Linked DNA regions of Homo sapiens: region 1 is linked to region 2. The links are chromatin contacts, found by Hi-C or POLR2A ChIA-PET in ENCODE. All regions are on one chromosome and are shown on one strand. The core of a region is the stretch at or near the end of the contact, and the rest is flanking DNA. Distances in the headings are between cores, read along the strand shown.

Region 1 (3,563 bases), core at 211-2,710, 130 kb before region 2:
CACACTACAATTTTGTGTGACAGCATAAATTTTTAAAACCTAAAAGCATAGGAGTATGGCTAATAATTTGTGGTTCAACTATGTAATATAGGAGTGAAAATAAATAAACCCCAGCCTGGCCAATATGGTGAAACCCCGTCTCTACTAAAAACTACAAAAATTAGCTGGGCGTGGTGACACACGCCTGTAATCCCAGCTACTCGGGAGCCTGAGGCACAAGAATGGCTTGAACCTGAGAGGCAGAGGTTGCAGTGAGCCAGGATCATGCCACTGAGCTCCAGCCTGGGCAACAGAGAGAGACTTTGTCTCAAAAAAACAAAAAGAATAAACCAAAGCTATGTGTATCTATATGAATATTCTCACAAAGTTTAGTCAAAAAATGTTACCAAATAGCACCCAGAACAATGTCACTTACACAGCAATTACCAACACACAAAGTAACGGCTGTATTTTGTTGGTAGAGATAGATACATGTAATAGAAGCAAAAGCAGGTGGAAGTGGTAAGTGGCCCATTCAGGGTGTTGTCCCCCTCTAGAAGGGAGATGACATATATATACATATACACATGTGTGTGTGTCCCCCCCCCACATATATATGTATACACAGGCACATACATATATATATAAATAAATATCTAAAGTGCATATGGCAAAATGTTAGGGTTTGGTAAACCTGGGTGGTAGGCTAATGGATGTTCATATTTTTCTTTTTAGTCTTTTGTATGAGTCATTTCATAATATTTTAAAAATTAGGAGCTGTTGATTCTGATGTAGCCATGTCTGCTAGGGTCTCTGTTTTATTGTCATTCTGTTTTAGTTCTGTACCTTCCTAGCAGGTCACCTTATGCCCAGGAAATGGATCTGGGGGTTGGTTTTCTTTGTCCACCCCTACCCCACAGCTTCTCCAAGCTTCCACACACGGTCCCCCGTGGAGCTGCTGCTTAGTAATGAGACAGAGTCCTGGGAGCTGTTGAGGGTCTTTTCACAAAACCTACCAAAATCCCAGCTGCCAAATTGGACCCAACTGGCTTGGCCGGGCCATGTGAATTAGCAGATATCTTCTGTGTCTAAAGAGTTTGGGGCTTCCTCTTACTTTTGTTCCCCGAATCTTAAGAACAGAAGAAGAGCCATTCTCTCAAGATCTTAGAGGTGGGCCAGTGAGTTCAGTCTGTCCAGCCTCTGCGCAGCCTCCTACATCCTTCCCTCTTGGGGCCTTCATCTTTTTGTCTTACAGTCTGAGTATGTTAGCAATATCGTAGTCCCCCTTTATCTATGGTTTCACTCTTTGTGGTTTCAGTTACCAGCAGAAAGCTGTGGTCTGACAATATTAAATGGAAAATTTCAGAAAGAAACTCTTCCTGAGTTTTAAGTTGCATGCCATTCTGAGTAGCGTCTTGCCTGGGATGTGAACGATCCCGTGTGCAGTGGATTCACGCCGTCTGTGTTACCTGCCTGTGCGTCACTTGGTGGCCCTCTCAGCTTTCAGATCCACTGTCTGGTATCACAGTGCGTGTGTTTGAGTCACCCTTACTTTACTTAATCATGGCCCCAAAGTGCAAGAGTGGTGATGCTAGCATATGGTTATAATTGTTCTATTTTATTATTGTTAATCTCGTACTGTGGCTAATTTCTAAATTAAATTTCATCATAGGTATGTAGGTATAGGAAAAAAATAGTGTATATAGGATTCAGTATTACTGCAGTTTCAGACCCACTGGGGGTGTTGGGAAGTTTCCCAGAGGATAAGGGAGGACCACTGCAGGGAGTAAAAGTACGTATTTGACAGAAGTTTCTGGAATTGACAGAATATAGATCCCTGTGGTCAGACCCTACAAGGTATGGGTGGGCACACATCTGCCCTAACTCTGGTGCAGTGGAGGAAGCCCTAGAAGAGGTTTCTGTTGGGGGCCTCTTATCATGGTGTGGATTTCAGGAGCAAATCTCCCGGAATGCTGATTGTGAGAACCGAATTTGAGAGGCATCCCTGGCTTCATCATTTCTGTGAATCAGGGATCTCCCAGCATGATGTTTACGCCTCACTGAAGCTGACTCTGCAAAGCAGCAGAAAGGTTGTTTTTCATTTCGATTTCTTTGCTGTCCGTGGTGGTATTGCCTTAGCCTTAAATGTTTCAGTGTATTACTACTTAAGACTAGGGCTTTTCATTTTCTTGTGAAAGATTTCTTTTAAAAAATTCTAACTTGGGAATTAGTGGTGGGGATGTAATTTCTTTTTCTGCAAAAGTTGGGAAGACACATTTGTGCTGCTATAAAACATATATTTGTGTGCGTTGCAAAGGAAAAATATTCTCCCGAGTTTGTTTTTCTCGATTCTGGGTCCCAACAGAGAATATGTTTTTGTATTCTGTGTTTGCCTATGTTGAGTAAGATTAAAAGTTCATTTTCCAGCCTTGGCTTTTCTGCTGGAGTTTAGAAGTTGGAAACCACAAGGCTGCACAGAGCCCCACAGTCCTCGGCTGTGAACAGGCCCCGCTTTGTGCGTGGCTGTTCACTGTGTCACGGTCTGCAACCAGTGCCAATCGCGACTCGGTAAAGACCACCCCTCGAGCACATGGTTGTTGGGAAACGATTCGGGGTTTATGGAGCCTCAGTGAGGGTGACCCAGGCCCCTAATGTTCGTTTCTCTAGAGAAGGGGAGTGTTTTAGAGGATTTTTTATTTTTTTTTAAATAGAGATGGGGTCTCACTATGTTGCCTGGGTTGGCCTTGAACTCCAGAGCTCAAGCGATCCTCCCTCCTCAGCTTCCCAAGGTGCTAAGATCACAGGCTTGTACCACCATGCCTGGCCTTAGGATTTTTGAATGTAGTGATTATAATGTGGTGTCCATTTTGGCAGAGTTCTGAGAAATCTTGTAAGTACCCAGAGGAGTTTTGGTTGGTGGGTACCTGCCAAAAAGTGAGGGTTGACTGTACCATGTTCCAGACCTTCTTGTCCCCATCCTCCTACCCACTGAATCCATCCATGGCTGAGCAGGGTGCGATTTCCTTTTTAACACCCAGCTTGAGAGTGTGTTCTCGGAAGGCCAGTTCCTGGTATCCTCCCTCGATGATCAAACGTGAGAGTGCCCTGGCTGTGGATCACACTGTCACTGCCCACGGCCAGAGGTCAGAACCCATTTGGAAATATAAATGCTGCCTTACCCAGGATTCAAAGGCCTCCATGAGCTCCCCTAAGACTTTGTAGAGGTTAAGACTGGAATGAAAAGTGTGACTCAGTCTCGCTCAACGCCGAGTGACAGTGTGGGAGAAGTGTGTTGCCACAGCAGCTGATAGAGTTGTCCCCAGGGAGAGCATATGCTAGGAAGTTTCTTCGTCATGAGTGTTTTAAACCCTCTTCTTGTGAAGGTCTTAGAAAGGTCAAAGTAATGTGTTCCTTCTGTGATGAGAGTGATTTTTTTTTTTTTGAAAATTTTTTTTTTGAGACGGAGTCTCGCTCTGTCGCCCAGGCTAGAGTGCAGTGGCGCGATCTTGGCTCACTGCAAGCTCCACCTCCCAGGTTCATCCCATTCTCCTGCCTCAGCCTCCCGAGTAGCCTGGACTACAGGC
Region 2 (3,083 bases), core at 104-2,603:
CTTTTCTTAAATTTACTTTTAAATTTGTCAAAGTCTAGCTATTAATTATATATATATATTTTAAAAGCTTGTCCTTAAAATCCAACTATTAGTTCCATAATAAAAATTAAAATGGAACATAATGGCACAAAATCCTTTATTATTCTCGAATTGAGGGTTGGCCAATTAATGGCGGATCACTTGAGCCCAGGAGTTTGAGTCCTGCCTGGGCAACATAGCAAGACCCCATCTCATTTTTTATTAAAATTTTTTTGTATTACATTTTATGTTAAAAAAAGAAAAAGAAAAAAGCAATCTTTTTTTCTTTTTCTTTTTTTTTTTTTTTTTGAGACGGAGTCTCACTCTGTTACCCAGGCTGGAGTGCAGTGGGGCGATCTCGGCTCACTGCAGCCTCCGCCTCCCAGGTTCCAGCGATTCTCCTGCCTCAGCCTCCCAGGTAGCTGGGATTACTGGCACACGCCACCACGCCTGGCTAATTTTGGTATTTTTAGTAGAGACGGAGTTTCACCATGTTGGCCAGGCTGGCCTCGAACTCAGGTGATCCGCCCGCCTCGGCCTCCCAAAGTGCTAGGATTACAGGCGTGAACCACCTATTACAGGCCCATGGGTGGGGCTCTATTTGTTTTTTCCATTCAAGAAAGCATGTCAAACTCCATCAGAGCATGGGTGAATTATAAAAACATAACCGTGCATGTCTCCTAAGTTATTGTAGGCTTTTATGCACGGGTATTACTAAGAAATTACTTGCGCCACACCTCACTACTTAATGGAGACATGCCATTTTATTTTGCATCCATGGTTAAGAACCTCTGCTATACAGAAGGGTCCTAAACGTCATGTTATGATTATGAAAAAGAATTGCATGCATAACCGAGCAATTGGAAATAAAAAAGACCAAAAGAAAAAAAAAAGAATTGCTTAAGTAATCAGAAAAAAAAAATGGCATTGTTAAAGAGTTCTACAATTGAGTTTGAATGCAAGAGGAGACAAAGTGACAAGCCCTGGGCTCTTGAGCTAGTCCAAGTTTAAAGAGTTCGCTTGGGGATTCCTTCACAGTCCCCAGTGGAACCAGTGAAAAGAGCGTCATGGCTCCCGTGTCCCCTGACCCTCCATTCAATCAAAAGCAACAGGCCTGAACAATCACGGAACAAAAACCTCATTGCCCAGCGTAACCTTCCAACCCCGGAGCTGTATGGGCCGCTAATCCGCCGCACAAAGCGGGCCGCTGCTCTTTTCTTCTCCCGCGCCCGGGCCCAGCGTGGCGCCCAACTGCTGATCGGCTCTGGAACGTCCCAGCAGCGCGCCGGGGGCCTCCGGTGTTTATTTAGCGGGCTGCGGGCTGCGCCGGGGGCCTCCTGGAGAGCCGGCTCGGCGCCGCCCGCGCGCCCGCGCCAGAGCAGCCATGTACCGGCGCAGCTACGTCTTCCAGACCCGCAAGGAGCAGTACGAGCACGCCGACGAGGCTTCGCGCGCCGCCGAGCCCGAGCGCCCGGCCGACGAGGGCTGGGCTGGGGCAACGAGCCTGGCGGCGCTGCAGGGGCTCGGCGAGCGCGTGGCCGCCCACGTCCAGCGGGCCCGCGCCCTCGAGCAGCGCCATGCCGGGCTCCGGAGGCAGCTGGATGCCTTCCAGCGCCTGGGCGAGCTGGCCGGGCCCGAGGACGCCCTCGCCCGCCAAGTCGAGAGCAACCGCCAGCGCGTCCGGGACCTGGAGGCCGAGCGCGCCCGGCTGGAGCGCCAGGGCACCGAGGCGCAGCGCGCGCTCGACGAGTTCCGAAGCAAGTAAGCGGCGGCCATCGGGGGAAACCGAGGCAGGGCGTGGGCCGTCCCGGCGGCGCGGGGCTGGGAGCACGCTGCTACCATGCAGGGGTGGAGCGCCGTCTCTGGTCCCCTGTCGATCGATGACCTCATCCCTGCACGCAGGTGGCACATTTCCTTAAGCTAAGACTGGCTTCTGTTTTGATGGCACGTCACAGTTTACACGAAGTTGTATCATTTACTTTTCATCTATTTTTAAATTTTGGTATAACTTACATGTTATAAAATGCACAGATTTGAAGTGCATAGTTCAGTGAGTTTTGACAAATGTATATACCCGTGTTACCACGAAAACAAGTGAGATATTTCCACTACCCCTGAAAGTTCCCTCCTCCCCTTTCCCAGTCAGTCCCCTTTGCCCCAGACCGGAGGCACCCATTCTGATTTCTATCACCATAGATTGACTTTGCCTATTCTACAGTTCCACAAAAATAGAATCTTACGGGATGTACTCTATTGTCTGGCTTCTTTTGCTCAGCACATTGGTTTTGAGATGTACCGATGTTATTTAATCCTTACATACTTATCTTTACTGCACCTGTTTTACAGATGAGGCGACTGAGGCTCAGAAAATGTAGGGATTTGGCCAGCAAGGCCCCTCAGCTGGCGAACTGCTGTCCCGGGACTGGAATTTAGGTCCTGGGCATGCTAAGTCTAATTGCCTTCATGGCATAGCAGCTGACACCTGGGAATTATGCTCAGTATGTGTCCTCTAGTGTCTTGATACTCAAAGTGCGGTCCATGGACCAGCAGTATTGGCATCACCCGGGAGTTTGCTAGAAATACAGATTCTTGGGCCCACCCTAGAACTCCAGAATCAGAATCTGCATTTTAACAAGCTCCCCAGGTGATTTTCAGTTTAAAAAGTTAAATGTTGACTAAGCAGCACTGGTCCAGGGCATGGTCTCCCCTCCCACAGATTGAGTAATGTGTTAAAATCACATAGGAGCTGTTAAAAAAAAGATGCAATTTGTCAACATTTTTTCAAGTTATAAATGTGTGTGCTCTTTGACTCAGAAGGCTACTTTGAGGAATGTATTATAGGATGCACTCCAGCAGGTGTGCAATGGCATGCCTCCACCAATACTGCAGCAGGTACACTCCAGCAGGTGTGCAATGGCATGGCTGCAAAGATACTCACTGCAACAGGTACACTCCAGCAGGTGTGCAATGGCATGCCTGCAAAGATACTCACTGCAGCAGGATCTGCAATAAGCCTGGAACCAAATAAATGCCCATTAAAAGGAGACAGGTGCTTCCTCCATGTA

Evidence for each region. A loop is a pair of places that touch in the nucleus more often than their neighbours do. ChIA-PET counts read pairs that join two places held with the same protein, here RNA polymerase II (POLR2A). Pooled maps may share reads with other maps.
Region 1: a map with no recorded cell type shows a loop between it and region 2 (2.2-fold over the local background). The contact joins the enhancer-like site here to the promoter of BFSP1 in region 2. A Hi-C loop is called at or near these places in 1 of 168 maps with a recorded cell type or tissue (posterior cingulate gyrus), 3 of 37 single-sample maps with no recorded cell type and 6 of 50 pooled maps. POLR2A ChIA-PET finds 5 or more read pairs at or near these places in 3 of 52 experiments (H1, Panc1 and activated naive CD4-positive, alpha-beta T cell).

The regions. Positions count from the first base shown.
Region 1 is chr20:17,662,136-17,665,698 of GRCh38, reverse strand. All of the region lies in intron 2 of RRBP1 (ribosome binding protein 1), which reads left to right. Among named protein-coding and RNA genes, the nearest start is that of RRBP1, 18 kb to the left of the region's middle. Within about 2 kb of position 1,460, at least 5 of the 41 ENCODE cell types and tissues checked have a DNase peak (open chromatin) inside an H3K27ac peak, as active enhancers do.
Region 2 is chr20:17,529,649-17,532,731 of GRCh38, reverse strand. It overlaps BFSP1 (beaded filament structural protein 1), which reads left to right and starts at 1,353. Exons shown (of 8, transcript NM_001195.5): 1 at 1,353-1,779. The coding sequence starts at 1,403. RefSeq lists silencers at 1,289-1,338, 1,459-1,788, 1,809-1,858 and enhancers at 1,013-1,552, 1,553-2,093.